Regions from separate parts of the Homo sapiens genome. Here region 1 is linked to region 2. Evidence: chromatin loops called from intact Hi-C (ENCODE). Cell type or tissue: psoas muscle. All regions are shown on one strand. Links, peaks and the distances in the headings refer to the core of each region. The heading gives the core; the rest is flanking DNA.

Region 1 (8,342 bases), core at 23-8,022, 89 kb after region 2:
CTGGCTGTGAGGTGGACTGAAAACGTCAAAAACAACCTCCATCATCTGGCACACAGGTCATTCAGCAGTTTTATTTAGCAAATTGTTTTTTGCCAAACTGGCCTGCTTCTTGGGCACAGTGTCTTTCCAAGAGGATCTGTGGGGGTTTTGCAGGTTAAGGAAGCATATTCCATGCTGCAGAATAAATAAATGTTTGTAAAGACAAAGGGAATGCTAATTTCCCCCCAATACAAACTATAGAAAATAAAGTTGGTTTTCAGCAGGGACATGGCTCCTGGTGCAGTGGAGGCACATATTTGTACAATTCTCTGATATCAGGATCTCCAGCAAGAGGGACCAGGTTTATCCCAGGCCAGGCAGTGAGAGCCATCAGTGCATCTAAATAGTGACATGTCCAGGGTTAAGGCTGGAGACACAATGGAAATTATCTTAAACATTTTGGGAGTCCCCTGACTCCCAGTCCAGTGCTCAGACTAGAGTCAGAGCACAAAAGATCCCATTTCATCAGATCCTTTGGCAGAGTAAGAGGATGCCTTCCCCGAGCCCTGTGAGGATACGGTCTCCTATTTGACCTTATGGCCATAGACAGACTTGAGCTAAGAATATGAAGAGAGCGTTTTGATGGATATTTTGACAGCTTTGGGGTGAATGTCTCAGTTAGCTATTGCTGCAATACTGCTGTGTAACAAACCACCCCAAAACCAGAGGCTTAACATGACAGTAATTTATTCCCATCCACACATTTGTGATTTAGCTGGGGGAGTGGTATGCTGGATGCAACTTTAACTAGTACTTACTGTATTAGCTCATGATAAGGAGTTTTGTAATCCAGTTGTTAAACACAGCCATTAGTAAGAATTAAATTCTGTAAGTTTACAAATAAAGAAATTATATTAAAATAGAAGATACTAAATATTCAGACTCCATTGCTTCCTAACTATGCTGCTGTGCTCTGTGCTTGAGGTTGCTTCTGCCCATCGTGTCTCTATGGTGGAAATACTTGAGGGGGGTGCCACTGTGCAGCTCTTCCCACCTTCGTTCAGTGACGTCATGATAATACCTTGACATTGACCATGGTGAAATTGGTATCTACACCACAGAAATTGCAAATGCTACAAATCAGGGCTTTAAAACAACAACAAAAACAAATAGATGATTGTGAAGCATTTACCCACATACCCCTGACTGGGAGTCGCTGATCTAGACTGGGCACAGTTGGGCTTGAATCCAGGGTGCAGGTCAGTGAGGGTGGGTCTGCTCCGTGTGCCCTCATTCTCATGGTGATGGTGAAGGAGAGGACAAGCTCTGATGGCCTAGGTTGGCATGGGCCCACTGTCAGTGGGGGTGATATATTACACCTCTTGTGGAGGGAACTACAAAGTCACATGACACGAGGTGTGGCTGTGGGGCACGAAGAGGCACTGGGAACAGTAATGCAACTGGGGAGAGTGGCTTTGGGGGCTTCTCCTTGAGGGGAAGGCTCTTCCCTTAGTTGGAGTTCGGCTCCTGATCCTTGAGTCCTGGGTCAGCTGCTGGGCAGGGGAGGGACAGGTGCCAGAGGAGCGCTTGCCCCCCGAGGCCCAGTCCTTCAACCCCCGTCACCTTGCTGCTCTTTCACTGGATGGGCTCAGCTGTGTTGGCGCTGAGTCTTTGTCTGCCTGGCTCTCAGCAAATTTGGAGGAGAGGAGACTGCTCTCTGAAAGCTGATTTAAAGGAAGCAGGGCATATTGGCAGAATGTTCATTTTATTTATTTTATTATTGTTATTCTCAATTGCCTCATCTATAAAATGGGGACAATAATCCTACCTATTTCATAGGGCTATTGGGAGGAGGGAAAGAGATGCTATACATGTATAAAACTTTTAGCATAGTATCTGGCAAATAAAGTGCCCATGAAATTTTAGCTAGAGACTCTTTTTCTTCAAGAGTGATTCTAAAACACACTGTTTGCCCCCCTTTCCCACTCAACCGTTGACTCTCTTCCTAGCCTTAAACTTCATGTCCAGAACTTTTTCTAATTTTTTATTTTTGGAATTGTGGTTAAAAAAATACATAACATAAAAGTTACCACCTAGTGTCCATCAGTGGATAAAAAATCTGGGGTGTATATATGCAGATGAATACTGTTCAGCTTCAAAAGATAAGGGAATCCTGTCATTTGCAGCAACATGGATGACCCTGTAGGGCATTATGTTAGGTGAAATAAGCCAGGCTCAGAAAGACAAGTACCACGTGATCTCACTTAGGTGTGGAATCTAAAAAAGACAAACTCTTACAGGCAGAGAGTTGGATGGTGGTTACCGAAGACAGGGCAGGTGGCACTGGGGAGACGTCTGCCAAAGGATACAATATTTCACTTAGAAAGGAGGAATAAATTCAAGAGAGCCATTGTACAACATGGTGATTATAGTTAATGTATTGTATACTTCAGAATTGCCAAGAGAATAGATTTTAAGTGTTCTCACCACAAAAAATAAGTATGTGAGGTAATACTTATGTTAATTAGCTTGACTTAGCCATCCTACAATGTACACATGTATCAAAGCATCATATATACCGGCTGGGTGTAGTGGCTCATGCATGTAATCCAGCACTTTGGGAGGCTGAGACAGGCAGATTGTTTGAGCTCAGGAGTTTGAGGCCAGCCTGGGCAACATGGTGAAACCTCATCTCTACAAAAAATACAAAAAATTAGTCAGATGTAGTGGCGTGTGCCTGTAGCCCCAGATACTCAGGAGGCTGAGGTGAGAGAATTGCTTGAGCCTGGGAGGCAGAGGTTGCAGTGAGCCGAGATCTTATCACTGCACTCCAGCTTGGGTGACAGAGTGAGACCCTGTTTCAAAAAAAAAAAAAAAAGGCATCATATATACCATAAATATATACAATTAGTACATTCTCGTTGTTGTGCAACCAATCTCCAGAACTTTTTCATCTTGCAAAACTGAAATTCTATACCCATTAAATAATAACTTCCCATTTTCTGCCTGCCCCTAACCCCTTCCTAATTTCTGTTTCATAAATTTGACTACTGAAAGAAGCAAATGCCTGGAGGAGGAAGACTGTGGTTTTCTGATTCTATCGCTGACTTAGAAAAGCCAGAAGTTTGGGGCCTGGGATCTGATTATTCCCCAGTAATTCACAGGTGTAATGTGGGTGTGGAGTCCAGGCCATATGGCTGATGGGAAGTGGGGAATGTCTGCATCCCACCAGAAATGAGCCCCAGCACCACATCTCCCAGGCCTCACCCCATGCTTCTTTGTACCCTCCCCTTCTCCCCAGGTACAAGCCTCGAGAGAAGCTGAAGGTGAACTTCGGCACTCCTGAGTTCCTGGCCCCAGAAGTCGTCAATTATGAGTTTGTCTCATTCCCCACAGACATGTGGAGTGTGGGAGTCATCACCTACATGCTGTGAGTGCTTAGCACCCTGGCTCTGAAGTGGGGACAGGGGTCATTTGTCTTCCTTTGGGTAATCTTAGAAGCAAAATTTTGAGCACAAGTAGTCTATTTGGGAGGTAACCCCAGGAAACCCCAATAGAGGAATAGGGTAGTGAGATGGGGAAGGAAAGGAGCCAGGGAAGGGTATGTTATCAAGCCAGTTACCATATTTACAAGGCAGTCGTATTTCCAAGTTATAATTTTAGTAGGTTAATATTGAAAAAATTGAGATGTGCCGATATTATTCCCTGGAACAAAGGTCTAAAGGCCTGTTTCTCGGTGAGGAAGGCCTACTTGGGCTTCAGCAGCTGTATCAAAGTTATGGGTTGAGCTGGGCATGGTGGCTCATGCCTGTAATCGCAGCACTTTGGGAGGCCAAGGTGGGAGGATTGCTTGAGCCAAAGAGTTCAAGACCAACCTGGGCAACATAGGGAGACCCTGTCTCTACCAAAACCAAAAAAAATTAGTTGGGCATTGTGGTGCGTGCCTATCGTCCCAGTTACTAGGGAGACTGAGGTGGGAGGATTGCTTGAGCCTGGGAAGTTGAGGCTGCAGTGAGCCATGATCATGCCATTGCATTCCAGCCTGAGTGACAGAGCAAGACCATGTCTCAAAAAAAAAAAAAAAAAAATTATGGCTTGAGCCATTGAATTTTTTGGTACTGAGACATAAAAGTAATAACTGAAAATAACAAAGGTATTCATCGAGAGTAAGGCCCGATTGTGGGCAACTGGAGTTTCATTCTGCTGGGGAACTCCAGAATGCATCATGGAATACCCCCTGAGAGTTATTTCATCTAGGGGGTATTTATACACTAATTCTTACCAGTTATTCCTTGTGGACTAATGGAGATGGGGTGGAATTGATTTCCTGATACTTCTGGGTGGGTAAAGCAAGCTTCAGCTGGAGAGAAAGCCCTCCAGCAAAGACATGCAGGTGCTTTGGTACAAATGGAGCTGGATCATGCCTATAATCCCAGCACTTTGGGAAGCTGTGGCGGGAGGATTGCCTGAGCCCAGGAGTTTGAGGCTGCGGTGAGCTATGATTGCACCATAGCACTCCAGCCTGGGTGACAGAATGAGGCACTGTTTAAAGACAAAACAAAATAAAAACCCAAATGAGGCTGGAGTGCACCGAAGGGGTAAGGGGGTGGGGGGCAGGGCAGGATACCCTTTGTGGCATCATTGAACCCCTGTGCTCCCTGTTTTCTTCTCTGTCTGGCTGTGGACTTCCCGTGGCTGCTTCCTCAGAGGTAAAGTCATGTTTTACTTCTGGTCTCCTGATTATTGTGTAACTGCTGCGCACTGTCCCTGCACTCAGATATGGGAGCTGCGCCAGGCTGGGGAAGTTCAGATCCCTGAGGCTGGCCGTCAGGGTGTCCTGATTCTCTATCCTCCCTCAGGCGGGAACCTAATAAAGCCCATTTTCCTTTGGCTTGGGGCCTGGGTAGCATCTAAATAAGCCTGGCTGTCTCAAGGACATGGAAGGCTATTTCTATTTCTAAAATTAAATCAATGTGTACTTGATAACTGGGCATACCAAGTTGGGCCCTAATTTTACTCTTTACTTCAGGAATGAGGTGGAAAGAGGTGAGCACAAGAGGGGACTTATTCCAAAAATTCTTCTTGCCTCCAAATTTTAAATCCTTCCGCTTCCTCCCTTTAATGAACACACTGGACTCCATCCTGTGGAGAAGTAGTGGAGGTGCTTTTATTTTGAACCCTCTTGGTTCTGGCTAGGTCCACTTGAACTCTGTAAGCTTCTCTATTCTGCCAATGCATGTTGGCAAATGTGGCCTCCACCTACTGATGGTCCTTTCTCTCTTCTATAGACTCAGTGGCTTGTCCCCATTTCTAGGGGAAACAGATGCAGAGACCATGAATTTCATTGTAAACTGTAGCTGGGATTTTGATGCTGACACCTTTGAAGGGCTCTCGGAGGAGGCCAAGGACTTTGTTTCCCGGTTGCTGGTCAAAGAGAAGAGGTACCTTTCATTGCTTGTCACTCATGGGCCCTTCTGATGGGGACCCCAGGTCTGGGAGCTGGGCAGGACTGCTGACCGTGAAGGTCCTTCTTCCTGTGGACAAATTCCATTCAAGATTTCTTAGTTTGCTACTTCTTTGGAAAAATAAAGGGAACAGAGAAAGGGACAAAGGAAATCAATGAAACAACAAACAAGTAGGGGCATAAAATATAGTTTTAGAAAGAAGCATATGTAGATTGGTCCTATCTGCAAGTTATCAGTTGTCATAGGCTAAGGTTGAAGAAAAGAACTGAGATATGCAGATGTTATTTCCAGAATAAAGATCTGAATACCTTGTTTCTTGGTGAAGAAGATCTATTTAGGCTTCAGCGTCTATATCAAAGTCATGGGTCAAGCCATTTGAGTTTTTTGATACTCAGAATAAGGTAATAACTGGACATAACCAAAGGTATTAACCACCCAAGGCTAAGGCCCAGGAGTCTGGGCTCTAAGACAGCTTGTATTTCCCTGACTTTTACAATTTTGTTTCTTTCTGACTGTGAAAAGTTATGTGAGAGGAAAAAAAATTCTAAGTCAGATGAACAAGTTGGCTTTATACTCTGGAAGGAGAAATGAGCTTCCTTCAAATTTCCTGTTCTTTTGCTTCTTTAAGAGCAATTCCAGGCATAGCTAGCCTTCCTACTGCCCTGCCTCAACTTCTCAGCCCCCTCTGGGAAGTGGTTCCTCCCAGAATCACTGGAATATGTTCCCCCTATAGAGGTCAGAGAACATTTTGCTGACGACCTTCTGGCACTTTGAAGGAAGGGAATTTTAGACACAAGGAGTTCCCTTTTTGGTACATGGCATGAATCTGCCTAAATGATTAATCTGTTCCACTGACTCAGGCTTCCTACTCAAGTGAACAGATTTTTGGATGAGAAAAGGCAACTCCAACTAAAAGTCTTAACTGCTCTTTGATTTCACAGCTGCAGAATGAGTGCCACACAGTGCCTGAAACACGAGTGGCTGAATAATTTGCCTGCCAAAGCTTCAAGATCCAAAACTCGTCTCAAATCCCAACTACTGCTGCAGAAATACATAGCTCAAAGAAAATGGAAGGTATTTGGTTTTTCTCTTAGTAAAGGTGGAATTTGTCATCCTAATCTGTCCTTGGAAAAAACTGTAGCTAAGTTTCCTTTTCTTTTTTTTTTTTTCTTCTTTTTGGGTTTGTTTTTATAGACAGGGTCTTGCTCTGTTGCCCAGGCTGGAGTATAGTGGCATGATCATGGTTCACTGTAACCTTAAATTCCTGGGTTCAAGCAATCCTCCCACCTCAGCCTCCTAAGTAGTTGGGACTACAGGCATGTACCACCATGCCTTGCTAACTTTCATATTTTTTGCACAGACAGGGTCTTGTTAAGTTGCCTAGGATGGTCTTGAACTCCTGGCTTCAAGCACTCCTCCTGCCTCAGCCTCCCAAATTGCTGGCATTACAGGCATGAGCCACTGCACCCAGCCTGTAGCCAGGGTTTTACTTACATTTTGATTCTAAACAGAAAGATTATTTAGGGGGAAAAATCTCTCTCATGTCAAAAGCTGCTAGCTTGATTTAAAAATGTCACAGAGCAAAAATAACTGGCATAAAACTTACATTTGGTTTGTGCTTATATGGACACTTGAAGTGACAGAATGAAGCTTAAGCATATGTTCTCAGTGGCAATCATCGTGAAGCTCCTGAACTAACTGCTTAGAGCTTGAGGCCTGATTCTTCCACATTTCAGAAATGGGAGATAAGAAAGGCCTGTTAAACTTTTAAAACTTTATAATTTTGTTTACAACAGAATTCTTTAGTCCCATGGACATAAAACCTATCTTAAAAGCAATTGTGATCCAGGGAAGTGGCTTCCAACAATTTAATATGGACTTAGATCCTCACTGGGGATCCAAAAGCACAAACAAAACCCTTTATGTATGGAGCCAGTACACAAGAATACCTATACATGTACACACTTACCGGGAAACACACAACAAAAATTTGACTCAGGCGTGGTGGCCTGCACCTATAGTTCCAGCTATTTGGGAGGCTGAATGGGGAGGATCACTTGAGTTCAGGAGTTTGAGGCTGCAGTGAGCCGTGATCACGCCAGTGTACTCTAGCCTGGGTGACAGAGGGAGACTCCCATCTCTGTTTAAAAAAAAAATCACAACATTTTCTCTAACAGAATATGATGTATTCTGATATTTTCTATTCTGTGCCACTTGGTTTTATTTTTTAAATGCTGTTCACAACCCACCAATTTGATTTCATGACCCATTGCTCGGTTGTGAATCACAATTTGAAAAACACTGTTCTATCAAAGCATGATGTAGGCTGATGAAAAATAAAAATAAGACACTGTTCTAGGGTGCTCCATTTTTCATGTGAAAAGGGCAGGATAAACCTGGGTAACCTAGTGAGACTGTATCTTTACAAACAAGACAAAAGTTAGCTGGTCGTGGTGGTGGTTGCCTGTAGTCCCAGCTACTTGGGAGGCTGAGGTGGGAGGATTGCTTGAGCCCAGGAGGTAGAGGTTGCAGTGAGCCAAGATCACGCCACTGCACTCCAGCCTGGACAACAGAGCCAGACCCCATCCTGACCCCCCTACCCCCTCCCCAAAAAAAGAAAAAAAAGAGGGCAGGATGATGTATCTTCCCACTTCATATTTACTCCCAACATGCCCCTGAAAGTCATGTGACTATTCTATAATTATTTTAGAAACTTGTTTCCCTTTAGGTATCAGATTTAAACCAACCCCAGTGGCTGGACTCACTTAAATCCTTTTATTGTTTCTTCATAAGGCAACTGGTCTAAAATACATGCTTTTTCTTTTCTTTTATTCTCTCCTTGCCTCAAGAAACATTTCTATGTGGTGACTGCTGCCAACAGGTTAAGGAAATTTCCAA
Region 2 (8,342 bases), core at 326-8,325:
AGATGGAAAAAACAGAATGGAAACCTTAAGAAATTTAGAGGACCAGTATGAGGTCTGACATCTGTAAATAATTAAAGTTTCAGATAAGGAACATGGAAGATGGAGGAGAAGGAAGTCATCAACGACTTTAACAATGACAATTATTTATTCAAGAAAATTTTTCCAACCTGAAGGACATTGAGTTTCTTTGTTAAAAGGGCCTACAAATTCCCAGTCTAAAAAGAGAAATGATGGTTAAAAAGAGAAATTATACCAGAGTTCGTCATCATATCTCATATCTTTGGTTAAATAAAATTTTTCAGGTTTTCAGAAAAAAGAAAAGCAAAATGATATTGGAACTAATACAATGCAATATTGCCCAGCAAAGAACAAACTACTGATATATGACTAGCATCAATGAATTTCAAAAACATGTTGAGCAAAATAAGCTAGGCACAAAAGAGTACATACTATATATGATGCCATTTATATGAAGTTTAGGAACAGACAGAATGATTCTGTGGTAATAGAAATCAGAACAGTGGTTGCTTGTAGGTGTAGAGAGGGATTGGCTGGAAAGAAGCATGAGGAATTTCTGGAGGAAATTTGTTATATGTTGATTGTGACATGGGTTACATGTTTGTATATGTTTGTCAGAACTCCTCCAGTTGAACACATAAAAGATCTGTGTATTCACTATATGTAAATTTATCATTGATTTTAAAAATAACTATAAAAAAGGTATTGGTTTTCTCAACAATGGCACCAGTAGTCAGAAGACAGTTTACTGCCTTCACAGTTCTAAGCGGAAACCTACAAGTCTATACTCAATCAAACTATGAATTAATGTGAAGGTAGACTAAAGATATTTTCTGACATTCAGGGTCTCAAAAAATTTGCTACCAATACTGCCTTTCTCAGGAAGCCCCTACAAGTTACCTGCTACCAAAATGAAGAAATAAACCAAGAAAGGATCTTTGGATTCAAGACAAAGGTGGGTCCACCCAACTCTAGAGATGAGAGTCTCCAGCATGATGCTGATGAAAGAGCACAAGATGATAATTTTGCAGTAGGCCTAGAGAGCAATCATTTCATACTGGAGCAGGTTGGAAGACTTGGAGCGATTTCTTCAAGAAGATAAAAATGATAAAATACCTGATACGTGTAAACATCCTGAAAAACAATTTATACAACTAGGAAAGACATTGGGTTGAGTTAGAAATGAAAACTAAGCAAGTAAAAAGAGAATCACTTCAGGGAAAACAATGTAAAGGAAAAGTGAAAAATCACTTACCATAGGCATAATAATGTAATCACTGAAAACTGATGTTACTAAAGTTGTGATTTAATTATAGTGAGAAGATGAGGGATGGGCAGAGTGTTTATTGGGGCAAGAGATGCAAAACAGTGTAACCCTTATTTTCCCTGGTGGAAAGTGAATCAGTAATGCCTAAAACCCTGAAGTAGCATCTTGTACAAATGTTACTTAGAGATTTGTTTTTGTAAAAGCAAAAAGGAACAACTGAAAAAAAAAGTCACAAAAAAAGTAGTTGCATTTGGAGAGTGGAAAATGTGTATGGGGCAAAGGACTTCTGTTTTTTTTTTTTAACAAGTTTTATAAAAATGATTTGATTGTAAATTATATGCATTTAACTTTGATTAGACTGTCAAAACAAAATAAACAAAAATAGAATCAGGGGATCCTGAAAAAGTAACTTGGAAGAATATACACCAAGATGTTAATTGTGATTTTTGCTGACTCATGAGATTACGAGTGATTTTTATTTTCTTTTTCAAATTTTCTGTGAACTTGGATTACATTTGTAATCGAGAGGGGAAAAATAAAAATAAATGTCATTTCCTGTATAAGAAGATGAAGATGAATATGTTAATGTATTCATAAAGTCACCATTGATGTTCAGAAGGGGACCATCTCTCAGAGTGAATTTCGTCTAGCAGAGAAAATTCATTTTGATTGAGACAGTGAGGAGATAGAAATGTATGAGATTCTTAGAAAAATTATGTAGCTGTTAGAGTGCCTGTGTATAGAAATAAATATTGTCTTCATTTAATCTTCATTTCAGTAACTCCTTTGTATAATTTAAAAAACTTTTTAGTTCAGTAGCATAGTAACATTTAATGTATATTGTAGTATTATATATAATACTGTCATTTAAAGAAATACTTGAAAGCTTTAAAAAATTTAAATTTACTGCATCTACTGCCTTTATATTAAACTTTCCCTTTTTCTTTTAACAGAGAAACAGGAAAAGGAAATTGACATCTATGCTAACCTGTCTGATGAAAAGGCTTTCGTGTTTTCAGTCGCCTTGGCAGAAATAAATAGAAAAATTATCAATCAAAGACTTATTCTCTGATACTTGTTTGCAAAATCTGCTGAAACTTCTGTCAGGATAACATCAGCAAATTCTCAAACAGTTATGGACTCTCAGGAGCATTCTGACTGCATCAATAAGGGCCATCGATTGTTTCTTTCTCGCCTGTCGTTTAGCCTGTGCCACACTTCGGGAGCAAAGCTGTGTAGGCTTGGACTGTTCTGGGATTTCCTTGTTTACCAAGGAGTATTGTCAGTGTTTTGTGTTTGGGATATAAGTAAGTGTATTTGCCAACAACAAAAAAAAACCAACAAAAATGCTGGATGGATGTTAAAGGATAAAAAGTGATGGGGTATGGGGTAGGTATGAAAACTAGGGTAATAAGATGCTTGATTGTTTTCAGGTTTGCCACCAGAGATGCAATATTTTAAATACTGTCAGAAAGAGTGATTTTTAAAAATATATATTTCAGATTTTCAGTGCTAACAGATTGCATATATACAGTTCATTTACTTTTATTAAATTGGCAATCGATATTTTATTGAATGGGGAATTAAGAATATAAACTGTAAATTTTGTCTTAAATTGATTTTTTTTCTTGGCCTTTATTTTTATTACTTAAGGTATGAGTTATATTTTAGGAGATACTTTCTAGACAGTTTGAAGTTTGGGTGCTATATGAAGAAAAACATTTAATGATATACTCAGATATAAACACCTTGTTTTCTTGAATGTAATTTATTTATTAGCTAAAAAAAAAAAACAAACTGCTCTCAAGATGGTGCCTGTTAACCTAAACATGAAATATATTTATTACATGCAAAATATTTCTTAGCCACTTTTAAGCAGTAATGTTTTATCTGAATGGATATTTGTTTCTATATCCTGATAATTATTTAAATTGTTACTTTCAATCTGGAAGAAAAAATAAACCTTAATATTGAAACTAAGTAGATTAAATAGTGTGATAAAAGTTTTTTGTTCTGGTGAAGTTTGTGAAATATATTTAAATTCTTAATTTTTCTAGTGTTAAGTCATAATCGTTTATAGTTGATTTATATTAAATGCTTTTGCATTTTGGCATATCAATTTAATGATTAACATATTCAAACTTGGTAATCACTCCCCTTATTTTCAGTCGCTCTTCCCCCAATCTGTTTAGAAATCCTTTTAAAGCCTTCTTACAGAAGATAGTCATCAGTTAGATTTAGCCCCCTTTTAAGAGAATCTCCCTTTCAATTTTAGCCGTAACATTATCAATTTCAGACTTCATCCTGCATCTCCCATCACCTCCTCAAAGAAAAAAGGTCAACATTTTTTCCTACTTTATTTAAATGGTAACCAGCAGAGGGAGCTTAAGAGGTACTCTAGATAGGATAAAGAATTTTCCTAAGGATTCCTTTTCCTTTAATCCCTGTATCTATCTGCAGGTACTACTGCAACTATTTTGTATGCATTTTATTTATTTATTTAGGAGACAGAGTCTTGCTCGGTCGCCCAGGCTGGAGTGCAGTGGCACTGTCTCAGCTCACTGCAACCTCTGCCTCCTGGGTTCAAGTGATTCTTATGCCTCAGCCTCCTGAGTAGCTGTGACTAGAGGCGTGCGCCACCACGCCTGGCTGTTTTTTTTTTTGTATTTTTTAGTACAGATGGGGTCTCAGCATGTTGGCCAGGCTGGTCTCAAATTCCTGGCCTTAGGTGATCTGCCCGCCTTGGCCTCCCAAAGTGCTGGGATTACAGGCATGAGCCACTGCACTCAGCCTTGTGTGCGTTTTAGAGTCTTAACTAGTAGTTTCCCCAATAATGTAATGTGATTTTATCTTTGAAACATACTGTAAGGAAACTTTTGATTTTAAGTAAAAAAGCTTAAAAATGATTAATATCTAAAAATGCTTGTATACATATATATGTCCTCAGAAAAAGCAAGAACAGCTTGTGGAATAAGCACGTCTTTAAGGAATTATCGATGTCAGAGTCTATCCATTTAAAGCTGAAGACCATTACAGGAAAGTCATGTTAAAATATTCATTGGATATGGTAAAGGAGGTACTGGTGGCTGGGCTGGAGCTTGCCGTATAGAAAAGTAATTACTTCAGATCTCATAATGTTAAATTATTGGCTTATTTAAAAATTTCCGTGGCAGAGAGGCAAATTAGGTTTCCTCTGTGACATAACCTATTTAACCAATTTTTCAAAAAATTGTACTCTATGAGCTTTCTTGTTATAAAGCTAAAAAATTTAATTTGTCTAGGCATGTTGTAATGGTCCCAGAAAATATTACTTTGTCACTGGTGTCAGAGAAACCTCTGTCATCAGCAGATGTCCTAAGAGTATAATTATAGTTCTTTACTTAATCCAAAATTTGTTCTGCTCTGATATCTATAAATGATATGATTATTCAAAATACCTTGAAATGATTCCACAATTAGATTAGGTCTGTTGAAGATAACTTATTCTTAAATATGAGTAAGATTAAATAAAAGTAGTTTGAGAGTTGTTACTCCCTGCCTCAACTCCATGGTATTCCAAAATGTTTTTGTGGGCACTTTAATACTTGTAGTTTGATTTTGTTTGTTAGTTTTAGAAATGAACATTTCTTAGATTTTCATGGGTATTTTTTGGCTGTATTTAAATGTAAATGATATAAAAGTAAGGGAAATTGTGCAAATTATTTCTTGTGTAGTAATCAGTGGAAGTGATCAAACAGCTTGAAGCAGTTTATGATGAGAAAATTTAAAATTGCAAATGACCTGAAAATTTAGCCAGTCTATTCTTATTTCTTTAAATTTCAGAAATACTTAAGAAAAAAAAAAAAAAGGTCAGTATGACCTCTGAGTTGCTTCCTAAAAGTAATCAGATAGTGTTCTCCCTCAGATAAGATTTCAAATTGAAAAGTATTTGACTTCTTTAACTCTAGTAATTGCACTTGATTCTCTAATTCTGATCATTAAAATGACTTGGCAATATTTAATTTTGGCTTGCCTTTCAATCTGCATGTTTGTCTTAAATTTAGAAAAATTAAGCTCTTTACTTACTTTTATATAAAGTATTAATTGGCCAGGCATGGTGGCTTACACCTGTAATCCCAACACTTTGGGAGGCCAAGGCAGGAGAGTTGTTTGAAGCCAGGAGTTTGAGACCAGCCTGGGCAACATGATGAGACCGCGTCTCTACAAAAAGTAAAATTAGCTGGGTGTGGTGCTTCCAGCTACTAGGCAGCTGAGGCTAAAGGATCACTTGAGCCCAGGAGTTCGAGGCTGCAGTGAGTGATGATCTTGCCACTGCACTCCAGCCTGGGAGGCAGAGCAAGAAACACCCTGTGTGAAAAAAGTATTGAATTTGTTTGATTCCACTTTCAAAATATGCTCTAGATACAGGTAGTCATTCTGCCAAATTGTGTTCTTCTCTAAAACATTTTGTCCGTCATTCTTTGAAACTCATTCTTAATTATTTCCACTTTACCTTCTAGTTTGGTTTGATGCCTTATATTCTTGCTAGTTAAAAGCATTTTTTCCCTAGTATTTTCTGTCTTTCTAGCCTTTAAGGCATATTGTTGTTAACAAATCTCTTATTTAAGTTAATTAAAGTTTTTTCTGTGCAGCTGGGTTTTTTCTTTTACTACATGACAAGCTTCATTTTTACATTTGGAAGTACATGTATATATGTTTATATATTTTTATTCTCAGGATCTATTTTCTAGGGAACTATTTTTTTAAATTATTCTTTTGTGCTGCCTTAACCCATTTATTATAGTTTGAATATTAGTAGTACTTACTACTCAAAGATTACAACTATACTAATAACTATCCTAACATACAAAGCAGACTCTCCAGGATTAAAAGTATGAGACATATAACAGAGTCTGGAATAGAATAATTCTTTTTACCCCAGTCAAGTATTTGCCTTTTGCATTATTAAGGAATCTGTTTTGTTCTTTTATTGATAATTTCTATATTTTTTTCTTTGCCTTATTGCACTGGTTGGGACTTTTTGCCTTGATCCAGTTGTAGGGGGGAAACATTCAGTCATTAAGCATTAAATAACTTTGTTGTTGTTGTGGGCTTGAAAAAATACCCTTTAGTAGATTGAGGGTAGACTCTTTTATTTCTGCTTGTTGGAAGTTTTCTGTCAGGAACAGATGTTGAATTTTGTCAGATGCTTTTTCTGCATAATTGATAGGACCTTTTTTCTCCCCTTTAGAATGTTCATATGGTGAAACATACTGATAGCTTTTCTTTTCTTTTTTTTTTGACACGGAGTCTCACTCTGTCACCCAGGCTGGAGTGCAATGGTGCGATCTTGGCTCACTGCACCCTCTGCCTCTTGGGTTCAAGCTTCCCTCACCAGCCTCCCAAGTACCTGGGTATACAGGTGTGCATCACCATGCCCGGCTAATTTTTGAATTTTTAGTAGAGATAGGTTTTTACCATGTTGGCCAGGCTGGTCTTCAACTCCTGACTCAGCCTCCCAAAGTGTTGGGATTACAGTCTCGCTCTGTCGCCCAGGCTGGAGGGCAGTGGTGTGATCTTGGCTCAATGCAACCTTGCAACCTCTGCCTCCCGAGTTCAAGCGATTCTCCTGCCTTAGCCTCCTGAGTAGCTGGAATTACAGGCGCACGCCACTACACCCAGCTTCTTTTTGTATTTTTAGTAGAGATGGAGTTTCACCATGTTGGCCAAGCTGGTCTCGAACTCCTGAGCTCCGGTGATCCACCCGCCTTTACAGGCATGAGCCACCGTGCCCGGCTGCATTTCTCTTTTGTAAGAACCTGCTCTGGTTTATTGATATTTTGCTGTTTTTCTGTTTTAAGTTTCATTAATTTCTGATCTTTAGTATTTTCTCCTTTCTTTGCTTTGGGCTTATTTGCTCCCTTTTCTAGCTTATTGTGGCGGAAGCTCAGATCATTGATTTTAAAATTTACTTATTTATTTATTTATTTATTTAATTCAACACTGATCAGAAGGCTTTTTGTGCTTTTCTAAAAAAAGCATTTAATGCTATAAATTTCCCATTTGCTTTATCTCACAAATTTTATTGTGTTGTAATTTTGTGTTCAATTTAGAATATTCTGATTTTTCTTGGTATTACTATAATTTTCAAATATTTAGAGTTTTTTTCAGTTATCTTTCTGTTACTGATTGTAATTTATTGTTTTTTAAAATTATAGTTCTTTGAATAGTTTTGCAGTATTTGCTCTAGGGATTACTATAAACATACTTCACTTTTTACAGTTCACTTAGAAGTCAATATTTTACCAGTTCAAGTGGAATGTAGAAAAATCTTACCACTGTTTACATTCCTTTACCCTCTCCCCTTTATGTTATAATTTTCTTATAAATCATAAGACTTGGCTGGGCACAGTGGCTCACCTGTAATCCCAGGACTGGGAGGCCGAGGCGAGCAGATTGCTTAAGTCCAGGAGTTCGAGACCAGCCTGGACAATGTGGTGAAACCCCAACTCTACAAAAAATACACAAAATTAGCTAGGCGTGGTAGCATGTTCCTGTAGTCCCAGCTACTCAGGAGGCTGAAGTGGGAGGATTACTTGAGCCCAGGAGGCAGAGGTTGCAGTGAGCCAAGATCACTCCACTCCACTCCAGCCTGAGTGACAGAGCTAGACACTGTGTCTCAAAAAATAAAAATAAAAAATAAGACTCATCAGATAATGTATTTTTTCCTTACAACTATCATAGATATTTTTAAGAACCCAAGAGGAAAACAGTCTATCACATTTACCACAATATTTATCATTTGTATTAATCTTCCTTAATTCTTGATGTTCCAAGTTTACATAGGTATCAGTCCTTTTCATCTGGAAAATTTCTTTTAGTGCAGGTCTGTTGACATTTAATTCTCTTATTTTTTCTTCATCTGAGAATGTCTTTATTTTGCCTTAATTCATGAAAGATATTTTTGCTGGATATAAACTACTGTGTTGACAGTTCTTTCAGCCTCCATGGTTTCTGATGAGAAATGTGCAGCCATTAAAGTAATATTTCCCCTGTATGAAACATGTTATTTTTCTCT

Evidence for each region. A loop is a pair of places that touch in the nucleus more often than their neighbours do. Peaks named below come from ENCODE experiments on the same cell type or tissue, not always from the same donor. Only the 100,000 strongest peaks of a DNase experiment are listed, where the experiment ranks them.
Region 1: a loop joins it to region 2, with 2.5 times the contacts of the local background. A loop is called at or near these places in 3 of 110 quality-filtered maps.

What each region holds. Positions count from the first base shown.
Region 1 is chr16:46,707,715-46,716,056 of GRCh38, reverse strand. It overlaps MYLK3 (myosin light chain kinase 3), which reads left to right. Exons shown (of 13, transcript NM_182493.3): 10 at 3,281-3,409; 11 at 5,268-5,420; 12 at 6,386-6,518; 13 at 8,294-8,342. Among named protein-coding and RNA genes, the nearest start is that of ORC6, 22 kb to the right of the region's middle. In psoas muscle, for the core only: no CTCF peak of the experiment used is centred there; a DNase peak (open chromatin) is centred at 4,766; H3K27ac peaks cover 4,380 bases.
Region 2 is chr16:46,796,967-46,805,308 of GRCh38, reverse strand. It overlaps C16orf87 (chromosome 16 open reading frame 87), which reads left to right. Exons shown (of 4, transcript NM_001001436.4): 4 at 2,239-8,342. The coding sequence ends at 2,357. Among named protein-coding and RNA genes, the nearest start is that of C16orf87, 30 kb to the left of the region's middle. In psoas muscle, for the core only: a CTCF peak has its summit at 3,669 (motif pointing right); no DNase peak of the experiment used is centred there; H3K27ac peaks cover 1,183 bases.